Regions from separate parts of the Homo sapiens genome. Here region 2 is linked to region 1. Evidence: read pairs that join two places in POLR2A ChIA-PET (ENCODE). Cell type or tissue: PC-9. All regions are shown on one strand. Links, peaks and the distances in the headings refer to the core of each region. The heading gives the core; the rest is flanking DNA.

What was found. Peaks named below come from ENCODE experiments on the same cell type or tissue, not always from the same donor. Only the 100,000 strongest peaks of a DNase experiment are listed, where the experiment ranks them.
Region 2: POLR2A ChIA-PET joins it to region 1 with 19 read pairs; 2 of 35 experiments call an interaction of 5 or more read pairs at or near these places.

The regions. Positions count from the first base shown.
Region 1 is chr19:35,162,948-35,170,686 of GRCh38, reverse strand. It overlaps FXYD5 (FXYD domain containing ion transport regulator 5), which reads right to left. Exons shown (of 9, transcript NM_014164.6): 6 at 6,442-6,531; 7 at 4,516-4,545; 8 at 4,362-4,436; 9 at 806-1,121. The coding sequence ends at 1,072. Among named protein-coding and RNA genes, the nearest start is that of FXYD5, 12 kb to the right of the region's middle. In PC-9, for the core only: no CTCF peak of the experiment used is centred there; DNase peaks (open chromatin) are centred at 1,156, 1,576 and 2,276; H3K4me3 peaks cover 918 bases; H3K27ac peaks cover 5,000 bases.
Region 2 is chr19:35,432,979-35,440,772 of GRCh38, reverse strand. LOC101927522 (a long non-coding RNA gene) reads left to right here and starts at 6,120. Exons shown (of 7, transcript NR_187751.1): 1 at 6,120-6,453; 2 at 6,935-7,184; 3 at 7,671-7,794. RefSeq lists enhancers at 2,305-3,266, 3,267-4,230, 6,680-7,794 and a silencer at 3,852-4,146. In PC-9, for the core only: no CTCF peak of the experiment used is centred there; a DNase peak (open chromatin) is centred at 4,002; H3K27ac peaks cover 1,293 bases.

The DNA.
Region 1 (7,739 bases), core at 1-5,000:
CCCATGCTGGGGCCTGCAGGGCCTTCTTGGTGGACACATTCCTAAGCCAAGAAGTGCCCTGGAGGGTGGCCATTTGTGTATTGGGGGCTGTGGATAGAGCTTGGAGGTGCAGGCTGTGGCATCCACACTCATGTGTGCAAGGCCCCTCCCGGTGTGGGAAGGGACTAGAAGTAGGAAGGAGAGGGGATCCCTGTGATCTGGGACCTCCAAACCCTTAAAAATGTTAGGGGTGAGCTGACACTGGGTACCTGCTCCCTTATGGGGACCACGCCAGTGTTCTCAAACTGACTGCAGGCAGAAGCCAGCCCTGACTCTCTCTCTGGCCAGTCACCCAGCACACAGACTCACCTGCAACCGCCCACCGCCATCCTGTCTGCCACACACTAGACTGGCTTCCCTAACTTTATTCCCTGCCTTGGCTTGTTATATTTTTCTTTTTTAGAAACAGGATCTCACTCTGTCACCCAGGCAGGAATATAGTGGTGCAATCACAGCTCACTACAGTCTCGACCTCCTGGGCTCAAGCAGTTCTCCTGCCTCAGCCTCCTGAGTAGCTGGGACTCTAGGCACGCACCACCATGCCCAGCTAATATTTTTATTTTTTGTAGAGTCAAGGTCTCACTATGTTGCCCAGACTAGTCTTGAACTACTGGCCTCAAGTGATCCTCCCGCCTTAGCCTCCCAAAGTGCTGGGGTTATAGGTGTGGGCCACCACGTCCGGCCTTTGCTTTATTCCTTGAGGGCCCTGAGGCAGCCCCTGCCTCCTCTTTCCACTCCCCTGTCCCAAATGATCAGAGATCCTGGGGCAAAGACCACAGTGCTTTACTTTTTGTCTTAGCAGAGGAGATAACTTGAGGGACAGCCCCCAAGGCGCCAGGTAGCCTTCAGGGGCGGGCAGGGTTGGGGGAGGTAGGAGACTCGGACCGGCAGCCCTGGCTCCAGCTTCATCATCTGTGTCTTCCCTCTCTGGCCAGGCTCTTCGAGGGGATGCAGGAGGCTGGGCACGGTGAGCTGGCAGGGGGCTTGGTCTTCGGGTGCCCAGCAGGTTGTCAGCTCCTGTTTCTGATGGACTCACCTGCAACGATTCCGGCATAACCGGGACAGCTGCCTGCACTTGCCACCTGTGGGTGAAGGAAATGATTCAGTCACGAGCTAGAGTGATATTGATTCTTATCGTGTGTTGTGGGGCTGGGGAACCAGATTGATCAACCCTGCCCCTCGGGAAACTCAAAGGCAACTCCATAAACAAATGATGGAGAAACACACCGAGAACAGCCAGTGCTGGGGCCCTGCGAGAGGCCCTTCCCACACAGGCTCACAGATGAGCCGTTTGGAAACTCCCATTATTTTGTATCTCACTTATTCATTCATTCAGGCACTAAGAACACAGTTGAGGACAAAGAAAAAAATCCCTGCCCTGGCAGAGTTGTCTTTCTATGGGGAAAGACCAACAAGGAGAAAAATTACAAAATCAAATGTATGAAGGTGCTAAGTGGGAGGGTGTTAAGTCCTACAAAGGGAAATAAGGCCAGGAAGGAGGCATGGAGGCCCAGGAGCTGGGCTCATCCTCACAGGGATGGCTACTGGGGCTTCAATGAGGAGGTTACTTTTTTTTTTTTTTTTTGAGACAGAGTCTTGCTGTGTCACCCAGGCTGGAATGCAGTGGCACAATCTCAGCTCACTGCAACCCCCACCTCCTGGATTCAAGCGATTCTCCCGCCTCAGCCTCCCGAGTAGCTGGGATGACAGGCATGTGCCACCAAGCCCAGCTAATTTTTGTATTTTTAGTAAAGACAGGGTTTCACCATGTTGGCCAAGCTGGTCTTGAACTCCTGGCCTCAAGGGATCCACCTGCCTCAGCCTCCCAAAGTCCTGGGATTACATACGTGAACCACTGTGGCCTGCCAAGGAGGTGACATTTGAACAAAGGTCTGAAGGACGTAAGGGAGACACCTGGAGGAAGGGTGTTACAGGCAGAGGGAACAGCAGCGCAAAGGCCTTGAGGTACGAGGACACAGATGGGTTCCAGAGACTCATCTGTGGCTGCTCCAGAGTGAGGGAGGGGGAACTTAGAAGCCAAGGGTACTTTAGAAAACACCTGCCACCCTTGCCTCCTCCAGCCCCTCAGCTCTCTGGCCTCGTCTTCTCCTCTCCCCCAACCTACCCTGTCCTGGCTACTTTGCCTCCTCTGCTGCTATAGCAATGGGCGCAGCTCATTCCTGCCTCCAGGGCTTGGCACTTGCTGCTCTCTCTACCTGGTGATTCATCTCATCATCAGGGATCAGTTCCAATTTCACCACTCCAGGGAGGGCTTCTCTCCCCACCCCTCTCTTCCCTGTCACTCTGCTTTATTTGGCAAATATCTTTCTCTGTATCCACTCATTCATGCATTTATTTGCTTATCATCTTCGACCAGATGTGAGCTCCTGAGGACAGGGACCAGGGCTGCTTGTCACCACCATGCCCCCAGCATCACCCAGCACAGGTTTGGCACAGACTAGGAGCCCACAAATATTTGCTGTTGGAAAAATACATGGCCCCAGAGCTAACGTTCAGGCTCTGCTCTCACACAAACCTGGGTCCAATCCTTCACTGATTCTTTTTTTTTTTTAAGTAAAAAAAATTATTTGTGTAGAGATAGGGTCTTGCTATTTTGCCCATGCTGGTCTTGAACCCCTGGGCTCAAGCCATCCTCCCACCTTGGCCTCCCAAAGTACTGGGATTACAGGAGTGAGCCACCGTGTCCCGCCAGCAAATGAATTTACTGACTCTTCTGTGCTGTGTGACCTTAGGCAAACTCCTTAACTCTCTGAGCCTTAACTTCTCCACTGGGGTGAGAATAGGACCTGGTGCAAAGTCAGGATCAACACATACATGTTGTATGACCGAGGCAACAGTGCTTGACTCTCAGATTCAGTGGGGATCACGCACACATCAGGAATCATGTCTTATGATTGTTAGAATTCTGCCTCTCCCCTTAAGGCAAAAAAAGATGTGGCTATGCTCATTTTCTTGATGAGGAAGTTGGACAAGAGAGGTAATGAAACTTGGCATTGGTTATACAGATTAACTGATAGCTCGTGTTTTATTTCACCCACAACATTTTAAAAACCTTTTTAAAAAATTAGTTTCTCTGCTTGTTATTCTGCCTTTCCCCACAACTTCCTCTCCCTGCATGGGGCCCTGGGCCCCTTGCCCTCTGGTTAAGCATTGGCAGGAGACAGGGGGGTGGGAGGAGAGGGAGGTTTAGGTATCTGATCCCCACCACCCCTGCTCCCTCCTGGTTTGGTCACAAGTGAGGCAGTGGCTGGAACCCTCTTTCTGAGGCCACAGCTCCTGCCAGCAGCCCCACCTCCAGTTCCATCTCTCACCAGGCCTCCTGCAAAGCCAGTGCCTCCTCTTGTCCCTCAGGCTGGGGGATAACAGGTCCCCATCCTTGCTAGTCCTAGGGCACTGCACCATCTCATTGCCCTGCCTGTACCTCCAGAGATATCACTCTATTAAACTTTCTCCAGTTAATCGTTTGCAGGTCCTTCTGCCACCTGCCATGACCCTGATCAACACAGCTGTCAACATTTGAGTACCAAAAGATTTTACAGAAACATTAAGCTCTTAAAAGAGTAGTTACTCTGGCTGCTTCAAGCCTCTATTCTTGCTGGATTGAGTGGGTGGGGTTGTTCCATGAGGCATTTAATCCTCAGTTATCTCCTCCTGACACAGCCTTTTTCAGCCCTTGTTCCCTGCCAGGCCTGGGTGCAGTGGGCTTGTGACTGCTGGGGTGGTATGCTGACCGCCAAATGGCCCTTAGTCTCTACCCCTCCCTGTCAGTATCCATGTCCTTTGCCATGTGACTTTGCCTATCTTCCCATCAAGAGGTGGAGTCTATTTCCTTGAATGAAACCCAGCCTCATGACTTGCTTTGACCTATGGAATGAGGCAGAAGTGATAATGGCCAGTTCTGAGCCTGCATGCATTCACTCTATCTTAGATCCCTGCCACCACCATGCGAACAAGCCCAGGCTAGCTTAGTGAAGGATAAGATGATGTGGCAAAGAGCCAAGGCACCCCAGAAACAAAGTTTCCTGCTGACCCACAACTGAACTCAGATGCAAGAGTAAATCCAGTTGAGACCAGAAGAATCACCCAGCTGAGCCCAGCCTATGTTTCCAAACTGTGGTATTGAGAGCTCAATAAATGGTCATTATTTTAAACCACTGAATTCTGTGGTGGTTTGTATGTATATGCAGCTAATAGATACCTCATTTAAAACAAAATTGCCCAGGGACCTTTGAGAACCCAGCCCTCCGTCATAAGTCCCCCTCCTGGTCTTGGTGTCCTTCCCACCCAACCCCAGTTCTCACTGGTGAGGATGATGATGCCTGTGATGAACAGCACAGCTGCGACCAACAGCCCCCGTTTCCGGAGGGTGTGTTCATCTGCAGAGAGAAAAATGAAGGGGTAGAGTCAGACGGACCTCACCTTTCCTTCCCCCACATCTTCCTGTGGATAACTTACCATAGAAGAAGGGGTCATCCTCATGAAAACCTGGAGAGGCAGACAAAGAGCAAGTCAGGGTTCAGCAAAGGTTTGTGAAGTGAATACGTGAATGGCAAAGTCAGGAAAGGGGGATACCTGGGTACCCTTAGAACAAAACCCAAAATCTTCACCATGGCACACAATCTGGCTCCCATTATTCCTCTAATCTCATTTCCTTCCTATCCCCCTCACTCCCTGCACTCCAGCCCTACTGGCCTCCCTGCTGTTGAACATGCAGACACCTTCTCACCTCAGGGCCTTTGCACTGGCTGTTTCCTCTGCCTGGAACACACTTTCCCTAGACATCCGCATGGCTCCCTCCTTCACTCCCTTCCCAGTGGGGCCCTCCCTGGTTTTGTATATGAAATACAGGTTGACTATCCCTAATCCCCAAATCCAAAATCCAAAATGTCCCCAAATCTGACACTTTTTGATGTCATGTCAGGGGTGTTTGAACCAGAGCAACTCCATCTCGAATAGGGTAAAATAAGGCTGAGACCTACTGGGCTGTATTCCCCAGAGGTTAGACATTGTTAGTCACAGGATGAGATAGGAGGTCGGCACGAGATACAGGTCATAAAGGCCTTGCTGATAAAACAGGTTGCAGTAAAGAAGCCAGTTAAAACCCACCAAAACCAAGATGGCAATGACAGTGACCTCTGGTCATCCTCACAGCTCATTATACATTAGTTATAATACATTAGCATGCTAAAAGGCACTCCTACCAGCACCATGACAGTTTCAAATGCCATGGCAACATCAGGAAGTTACCCTATACAGTATAAAAAGGGGAGGAATCCTCAGTTCTGGGAATTGCCCACCCCTTTCCCAGAAAACTCATGAATAATCCACCCCTTGTTTAGCATATAACGAAGAAACAACCATAAAAACAGGCAACCAGCAGCCTGTGGGGCTGCTCTGCCTATAGAGTAGCCATTCTTTATTCCTTTACTTTCTAAATAAACTCTATGGACTCTCTGAATTCTTTTTTTGTGCAAGATCCAACAGCCCTTTCTTGGGGTCTGGATCGGAACCCCTTTCCAGTAACAGTCTGACATGACACCGAAAGGAAATGCCCACTGGAACATTTTGGACTTCAGATTTTTGGGTCAGGAAAGTTGAACTGGTAAGTATAATGCAAATATTCTAAAATCTGAAATCTGAAAGTCTCCTGGTCCAAAGCATTTTGGATAAGGAATACTCAACCTGTACTCCCCAGTCACTCTCTAACCCTACTTTACTTTTCTTGATAGCAAGTTGAAATCAACTGATACATAATTATGATTATTTCTTGTTGTGTTTCTCTTACCACTAGAATAGTAGTTCCATGAGGGCAGAGATTTTTTCTGGCTTGTTCACCACTCTATCTCTGTCCCCTAGAACTAGCCTAGCACACAAGTACTCAGTGACTATTTGTTGAATGAATGGATGAATGGGCTCTCTATGTGACCCATGGGCGTATCATTTCCATTCATTCACTGGGGGGCTGACTGGGCAGGAAGTGGTGGATAAGATCACCAGGGAAAGAATCAAATTGCCCCTAGAAACAGAGGTCCTTGCTGACCCACAACTGACCTCAGACGCATGAGTAAGTCCAGCTGAAACCAGAAGAACCAGCCAGCTGAGCACACCCTAGATTTCCAAATTGCAGAAATGAGAGCTAAATAAATGGTTATCCTTTTAAGCCACTGAGTTTTTAGGTGGTTTGTATGCAGCAATAATTTATGCATTCACTTATCTATTCAGACATTTATCATGTGCCCACCCTCTGCCTGGCTTGAAGTCATTTACTTTCCCATCACGTCTTTACTGAGAACTATTCTGTGCTGGGCTGTACTCCAGGTGCTGGAAATACACAGTGAACAGAAAATAGCCTGTTTCCAGTCTGGGGAGGCAGTTACTAACCAGATGGCTTGAGGGTCTGGGGGTCTGTCTGGACGTCTGTGCTTGGGGATGGTCTCTCAGAGAGCGTCGTGGTGTCATCAGTGGGATGAGCTGAGAGAGTGGCCAGATCAGTGGAGGGCAGGAGTGAGCCATGGAGGCAGAAACAAGGGATATTACTGAGAGTCTGCATCTGGAAGAAACCCCTCTCCCACATCTACACAGCTGGTGTGCAGGGTCAGGCATCCCCCCTACTCCACACCTAGAGGCAATAAGTAATGACAGGCATTGAAATGCTGAAATAAGCACATAGCCCCGGTTGCGACTATCTGATCTGCCTCAATCCCCGAGGGACTCCAGACCCCTCTCCTAGGACCTTCTGGCCCACACTATAATCCAGGAGATAAAGGAACGAAAGGGCAACACCTGCCAAGGACTCTGACCCAGCTACATAGTCTGGAGAAACTTGTAAAACATTCTGAATATTGGCTGGGTGCAGTGGCTCATGTCTGTAAACCCCAGCACTTTGGGAGACTGAGGCGGGCAGATCACCTGAAGCCAAGAGCTCAAGACCAGTCTGGCCAACATGGTGAAACCCCGCCTCTACTAAAAATACAAAAATTAACTGGGCCTGGTGGCACACACCTGTAATCCCAGATACTTGGGAGGCTGAGGCAGGAGAATTGCCTGAACTCGGGAGGTGGAGATTGCAGTGAGCCAAGATTTCGCCACTGCACTCCAGTCTGGGCAACAGAGCAACACTCTGTCTCAAAAACAACAACAACAACAAAACTATTCTGAATATCACCTCTGCCCCCAGACCGAAAATACCAAAGGATTCTTCTCTTGAAAAAAAAAAAAAAATCAGTACCTCCAAAGAAAAGGCCTCCCCCAAGCACTGAGAAGTGCCCCCACACCACATCGGAGGCCTCAACAAGAAGCCAGCAGACAGAGAAGCTCCCTCGTGAAACCCAAGTTCCCTGGAATTATCTCAGTGCCCCACACCCTAAATAGGAACTGGCAACCAAGGATTACAAGATATTCAGGGAATGCATTGCCCAGAGGAAGGTATAAGCCAGATCCACGGCAGAGACCACAGGAATGCGAAGGACAGCCATACTGGTGTGTGGTGCTCATGCACCCTGGGGTGAGACAGTCTGGACTCAAATTCCGGTTCTGCCACTCTTGGCTGTATTGCCTAGGGCAAGCTGAGTAACCTCTCTGGGCCTCAGTTCCTTTTCCTGTAAAATGGGAGTAATGACAGTTCCCACCACACAGGATGATCACAAGCATCAAATGACTGAATACACAGAAGCTTAGCA
Region 2 (7,794 bases), core at 1,790-6,789, 270 kb before region 1:
AGAGAGGATCACTTAGGATTTGAGATATGTAACTTTGTTTTATTATTATTATTTCTAAATGTTTTTATTATTTTTATTTTTGGTAGAGATGGGGTCTTGTTATGTTGCCCAGGCTGGTCTCAAACTCCTGGCCTCAAGCCATACTCTCACCTTGGCTTCCCAAAGTGCTGGGATTACAGGTGTGAACCACCACGTCTGGGCTGATTATTATTATTTTTAGAGGTGGGGGTCTCGCTCTGTCACTTCAGGCTGGAGTGCAGTGGTGTGATCATAGCTCACTCCAGCCTCGACCTCCTGGGCTCCAGCGGTCCTCCCACCTCGGCCTCCCAAGTAGCTGAGACTACGGGCTTGGCCACCACACTTGGCTAATTTGCTATTTTTTGTAGAGACAGGGTCTTGCTGTGTTTCTCAGGCTGGTCTCAAACACCTGGCCTCAAGCGATTCTCCTGCTTTGGCCTCCCTAAGTGCTGGGATTACAGGTGTGGGCCATTGCACCCAGTGTGCAATTTTAAATAAATGACAATTAATAAGGAAGTACAGGATGCCAGAGAGAAATGGAACTCTCCTAGGGATGAAGAGGGAAGGAGAATCTAGACCAGCACGTGCTGATGGACTTTGAGACGTAATGGCCCCTGTGCCAGTGCAGTTCCCCTGAGTTCATTTGCGTATCACCTTTTTTGAGCCCTGCAGAGGCCTCACCAGAGGAGCTCACCCACTGTGAAGGTAACAGTTTATGCCCACCCCCCTCCGTGCATCTTCTCTTTTAGTTGTCTATTATGCAGCCTCCCCTGTCACTCCAGTCGTGGGGTCCTTCACTTCCACAGTCCCTGCAGAACCCATCCCCGGGCTGGTACATTGCTGAAGAAGAAAATTAAAAGGAGCGTCTCAAGGCTAGCTTCTTGGGAGAACTCTGCAGACTCTGTCTCTGTGGCCTTGGTGGTGGGCCTCTGTGGTTGTTCCCACCCACTGCCGGTAGCCATACCCCAACCTCTCTCTGCAGAGACCTCTCCTTCCTCCACTCTCCGTCCACCTGAGTCCTGTTTATTAGACTTCACTCCTGGCCAATCACACCAGCTGTGGTGGCCAAATGATGGTCCCCCCAAAAGAGACCCATATCCTAATCCCTGGAACCACGGCCAAAAGGGACTTTGCATTGGGATTAAGAAGCTTGAGATGGGGAGGTCATCTTGGACTATCTGAGATGGCCCTAAACATAATCACAAAAAGGAGGAGGCAGAACTGGGCGCATTGGCTCACACCTGTGTTCCCAGCACTTTGGGAGGCCGAGGCAGGCAGATCACTTGAGGCCAGGAGTTCGAGACCAGCCTGGCCAATATGGCAAAACCCCGTCTCATCTCTATTAAAAATCCAAAAACTTAGCCAGGCATGGTGGTGTGCATCTGTAATCCTGTAATCCCAGCTACTCCAGAGGCTGAGGCAGGAGAATCACTTGAATACGGGAAGTGGAGGCTGCAGTGAGCAGAGATCGTGCCACTGCACTCTAGCCTGGCAACAGAGTGAGACTCCGTCTCAAAAAAAAAAAAAGAATCTTTAGATGGGGAGATAATCTTGGACTATCTGAGATGGTCCTAAATGTAATCACAAAAAGAAAGAGGTAGAGGGAGAAATCAGACAGAAGGGGAGAAGATGCTGTGATCCTGGAGGACCGGAGTGATGTAGCTGCAAGCTAGCGCCCACCAGAAGCTGGAAGAGGCAAAGAATGGATTTTCTCAAGAGCCTCCGGAGAAATGGAATCCTGCTGAACACCTGTGTTCCATCCCAGCCGGATCTGGCTGGAGTCACCCCGAAAAGCTGTGGCAAGGGAGTTTCTGTCGAGGAGTTCCCCAAACCATCCCAAGAGGGGGCCAGATGGGTTCCCAAAGCAAGAAGCACCAAATGCCAGGGTGATTAGTGCAAAGCATTTCGGAGGGGAATTTGCAGAGTGGGCTGCAGCATCCTCAAGACGAACAATGAGAGAAAAGGGAGGGGGCAAGGGAGGGGTTTGCATGAGGGTTTAAGGAATTTGGCCCAGGGCCAGGGCTGGTTTCTTTCAGTGTCTAAACACCTTTATCAGTGCCTGGGAATGTTCAAGCCCTGGCTTGGGTTCAAGTCTGCAGAGAAAACACGCAGCTGGCTGGGTCGCAGGTTGGTCAAGGCACTCTGTTTCTTGGTCAGGACAGAGGAAAAAGGAGGGAAAATTAGGAGACCCTGCACCTTGATTTCAGCCCCGTGACACTGGTTTTGGACTTCTAGTCTTCAGTACTGTGAGAGAATAAATTTCTGTTATGTTAAGCCACCAAGTTTTTGGCAATTCATTACAACAGACAGAGGACATAGCAGACATGGCAGCCAACATTTATTGTATTGTATGACACTGTGTATCAAGTGCCATGCAAAAAGCTTTGCAAAGATGAACTCATGTAAATCTTAAAACATCCTAGGAAGTTACACACTCATCCCCTTTAACGGACGAGGAAGCTGAAGTATGTAGAGAAAGAAGTGATTTGCCTGGAGTCATGCATCTGGTGGACGGAGGAACTGAACTCTGAACTAAAAAGTCCATGGGCTTTTTTTATTTTTTATTTTTTTAGACAGGGTCTCGCTCTGTTGCCCAGGCTGGAGTGCAGGGGCACAATCATGGCTTACTGAAATCTCTGCCTCCCACGCTCAAGTGATTCTCCTGCCTCAGCCTCTGGAGTAGCTGGAATTACAGGTGCACGCCAGCATGCCTGGCTAATTTTTTTTTTTTTTTTTTAGACAGGGTCTCACTCTGTCACCCAGGCTGGAGTACAGTGGCACTATCTTGGCTCACTGAAACCTGCGACTTCAGAAATCCTCCCACTTCAGCCTCCCGAGTAGCTGGGATTACAAGATTACAGTGCGCCACCATGCCCGGCTAATGCTTGTATTTTTTGTAGAGACGGGGTTTCACCATGTGCCCAGGCTGGTCTTGAACTTTTGGACTCAAGCGATCTGCACACCTTGGCCTTCCAGAGTGTGGGGATTACAGGCGTGAGCCCCCGCGCCCGGCTGGAGTCCATGGTCTTTACCACCGCACTACACTCGCCACTGTACTGTGAGGGCCCCGGTTAGACCCAACTTCTTTGGTGGCCCCTGGAAGTCCTGTGCATCCCACAGAGGAGGACATGGGGGACAGGTCAGGGTGTGAGATGGTGTCAACTGCTTCCTGCAGGGTGTGTCTGTGTGGTTACCAGGCTTCTTGCCAGTGGTCTTCACTCTTTCCCTGAAACCATGAAGGAGTAACCTTCAACCCCAGACTCCCAAGACCCAGGCAACTCCCAGCCTTCCACATGTCCTCGTTCCTGCCATAGCCCCAGATCCCAGATGCTGCAATCTGTCGTCAGTCCCCACTCCCTGTCTCTAAACATTCTGGATACACAGGAAGTAGAGGGAAGATTCTATTTACTGTTTCTGTCTACCGTTTACCAAGTTGTTTGCTTTCATGGTTTCCATGAATGCTTATAAGACTCTGGATTTGATTGTGAAACAGAATGAAGAGCTTGGGAGGAGGAATGTTTATTCCAGGAATCCTGGAGAGGTTGCCTGACCTTTTCCTCCTTCCCCGAGCCCCCTTCTCCATCTGCTGTCCGTGCAGAGGTGACCACTGGACTAGACACAGGACTAAAAAGCCCTCCCCCTGCCGCTTCCGGGCCAGACCCCTGGGTAGCTAGCGCGGGTTCACACCACCCTTGATAAGGGCCAGAAGGCAGCTGGTCGTTTCCTTGGGCTGATTTTCAGTGCTGACCCTGAGCCAGGGAGGAGAGGCAGCAGAGTGTCTGGAGGCGGAAACTTGCAGTCAGGTGCTGGCTGATCCTGCAAAAGACACACCAGATGGGGGGCAAAACTAGTTGCTCTGTGTTCCTTTCCCCAGCCCAACCTTGTCTCTGTTTTCCTCCATTACCTGCTTCTGCCACATACATGACTCATCTTCCCCTAAGAGTTGTGGTATCGCTGGAGTCACCAGGGTTTCTGTCTGCTTTGCAGAATCTTAGGAAACTTAAATTAGACGGCAGATTTTCAGGAAGTGCAGGGAGGATATCAGAAACTCCCGGGTGTCACACCCGGGGAGTTGGCAGCACGTTTCAAAATGCTTGGAAATTTTCCAAGAGAGAGAGAAAAGCCCTGGTTTTCTTAATGCAAACCAGAAAGTAAAGTTTCTGTTTATCAGAAGTGGGAAGTGGTTAAAAATAGATTGAGAAACAGTGATGCAGTGGACATAACACTCTAAGACCCGCTCTTGGTAAAGTTTACGTGAACTGAGATCCTCTTCACGTTGAGCCATCTTCCCTGAGCCTTTTCCAATGCCAGAAGAATTCAGATTCCATAGGAAGCAGGGAAGACTGCTCTCAGGAGAAGGTGGGAGGGGAGAATGTAGTCTTAATTTTGGGAATGTCTTGGGGATTCCTTCCCCCACTTTTTTTTTTCCTTGAGCCCTTGCTACTTGATGATATGAAGCCACAGTGAATTAGCACCCAGAAGCCTTCCCTTCTGTCTCTAGAAGTCTTTGCCATTTATGAAGATAAAACCCTTATATCTCATTTGAGGACTGTCAAATATGCCCAAATAACAGAGACTTAAACACATAGAGGTTTATTTTTCTCATGGGACATGAAGGAATTAGGGAACCCATGTCCACGGCTGCTGCTCAGGATCACTCATCCATCCACAGCCTGGGGTCCTCTGGCTATCTGTTTCACTATCCCCAGATCTTGGCTTTCGCTTCATGGTCCTAAGAAGCATCTACATTCTGAGCAGAAAAACAGGGGGCAGGGAGGACAGAGAGCAAAAGACGTATGAGAGATGGATCTATCCCTTTTTCAAGCAGGAAAATGACAACTTTTCTAGATGCAGTGGCTCACGCCTGTAATTCCAGCACTTTGAGAGGCCGAGGCAAGAGGATCGCTTGAGGCCAAGGGTTCGAGACCTGCCTGGGCAACAGAGTGAGACCCCCTATCTCTACAAAAAATAAAAAAAAAATCTAGTTGGGTGTGGTGGTGCACTCTTATAGTTCCAGCTACTTGGGAGGCTGAGGTGGGAGGATCGCTTGAGCCTGGGAATGGGAGGCTGCAGTGAGCTGTGATGGCACCACTGTACTCCAGCCTGGGCCACACAGCGAGACCTTGTCTCTAAAGAAGGAAAAAGGAAAATGATAGCTTTTCTGGAAGCCCTACCCAGCAGATGTGTACTTATTTCCAACTGGCTGACATTGTATCTCATGGCAATTCCTAGCCGCAAGAGAGTTTGGGCAAATGAGTATTAATTGGGCACTTCCCGAACCTAACAAAATTGGGACCCTGTTGGCAAGGAAAAAGGGGAGAGTTCCAAAATTATACAGATCTTGAATAGCAAATATGGGGAGCAAAACCAATTATAAGCCTAAAATATCTATGGTAGCCATAGGAAGATGTGGGATTTTAGAGGGGGCTTTTATCAATTGTGTTATTAACAGGTAACATACATACAAAAAGGTGAGCTCAACTTAGGGATACAGCTGGATGCATGTTAACATATCTGTACATTTGTGTATGACCACCCAGGTTGAGATGCAGGCCATTTTCAGCACCCTAGAGGCCCTTTTATTCCCTCTCAGTCAGCAAACCTTCCACTCCTAAGATAACCACTTTTCCAGCTTCTACCTCTTTTTTTTATCTATTTATTTTATTTATTTATTTATTTATTTATTTTTGTGAGACAGGGTCTCTGTAGAGTGAGTGCTCATATGAGCACTCCCAGGCTGGAGTGCAGTGGTGCGATCTTGGCTCACTACAACCTCTGCCTCCCGGTTTCAAGCAATTCTTCTGCTTCTGCCTCCCGAGTAGCTGGGGTTACAGGCGCATGCCAACACACCCAGCTAATTTTTATATTTTTAGTAGAGATGGGGTTTCGCCATGTTGGACAGGCTGATCTCAAACTCCTGACCTCAAGTGATCTGCCCACCTCCGCCTCCCAAAGTGCTGGGATTACAGGCATGAGCCACCATGCTCGGCCTTGTTTCTATTTTCTTTGACACAAGCACTGTTTATCTTCCAGTGTAAGAACGCAATCAACCATAGCACTGTGGGATAGCAGCCAGGAGGCTGGCTGTATCCTGCTGCAGCAGCCACCACACATGGAGGGCGGAGGGACAGCCACCCTGTTGTGTAGCTCGGAGCAGCTGTGTCCTTCAGTGCAGGTCCAGCCAAGAGCCGTGGGCCACAGATGACGCTGGTGGGGAAGCAGAGGGCAGACTAGGCAGAGGCAAGGCTTTCCTGTGCCCTGAGCTGTCAGAGATGGGCCAGGGCCTTCAGCTTCCTCGATAGGGCAGAAGTGACCACGCTGGCTCCATTCAGCAAAGGACGTGGACGGAGCTGCCGGGCTTGTCTGAGAGGAGGAGAAATGTGGAATTGAGTGAGGCTCTCTAAGAAGGTTCTGCTGGAGTTGAGAAAAATTAGGGTGAGGCACCTCCCCGATTTTATGTCCTTTTTCCTGGGTCCAGCCTCCTGAACAGCTACCATTCGCTTCTGTGAGACACCTGTCGGTGCCTCCTTTTCCAGCCCTTAATGGAACGGTGAGTGAGGTTCCCTGACTGGGGTGGAGTCTGCTTGTGAGTTTCCCCATCCCATGTCTCTCTGACTCCTGCTCCAACTCCTTACTTCGCCAGTTCCTCTCCCAGCCACCTCAGACTTCCCATACCACCCTCCCTGGACAGGAAGCGTTTTTACAGGAGTTTGAAGCTTCAGGAGTGCCCTCCGGCCACATGAAGACAAGGCGCTAACAAACATGGCGTTCTGCAAATTGCACCATCGCCAACTCCTGTCTTACTCTCACAGAGGTCTCTTGGGCTCTTCTGAGAAGGGTGAATGAACTTGGTTGGAGGGAAGAGAGGGGTTTGGTGGCTCTTAGTAAAATTGCTTCACGCAGTGACCTTTGGCAGTTTAGGATAATAACCTGTGCAGAGAGAGGGTCTCCTGTCCTGAAGTCACAGCCCGGATCTCCAGGCTGGCTCTGCTGCCTCTGAATGATTTGTGGGTCACACACGCCAACAGCATCGCCAAGGGCTGACATCAGCCTGCTTGAGCCACGGAAACTGAATGGGCAAGGATGAGTTCCCCAGCACAGAGGGAGGCATCCTCTGTCAAGACCATCTGCGCATGTGCTGTGCAGTCTCCAGTCTGCACTGTGAGGTTAGTACTTCTTCCTCTCTCTAGAAAGTGTAATGGGGGCCAGGCATGATGGCCCACACCTGTAATCCTAGCACTTTGCGAGGCTGAGGTGGGCGGATTGCCTGAGCTCAGGAGTTTGAGACCACCCTGGGCAACATGGTGAAACCCTGTCTGTACTAAAATACAAAAAAATTTAGCTGGGTGTGGTGGCGGGCATGTGTAATCCCAGTGACTCAGGAGGCTGAGGCAGGAGAATCGCTTGAACCCGGGAGGCAAAGGTTGCAGTGAGCCGAGATCATGCCACTGTACTCTAGCCTGGGCAAAAGAGCGAGACTGGCTCAAAAGAAAGCATAACAGAATACTCATAACTGACAGTGACGTTGTAACAGCTTACCTTATATCCTCTCATTTCTTTGTTTACTTAAACTTCCAAAGCCTAGTTTTTTCAGTATTACCAGGAACCATGGACTTACATTTCTTGCCTCTTGGTGTGTTGCCACATCCCAGCAGTGTGTCTCAACGGCTTTTGAGAACTGCTTCGAGAGGGGACCAGATGCGCAGAGACAAGCTTCCAGCCTGGCTAGGGACGGACCCTCTGGGGATGCTCCTCTCTGGCCGGGCAGCAGTAGAA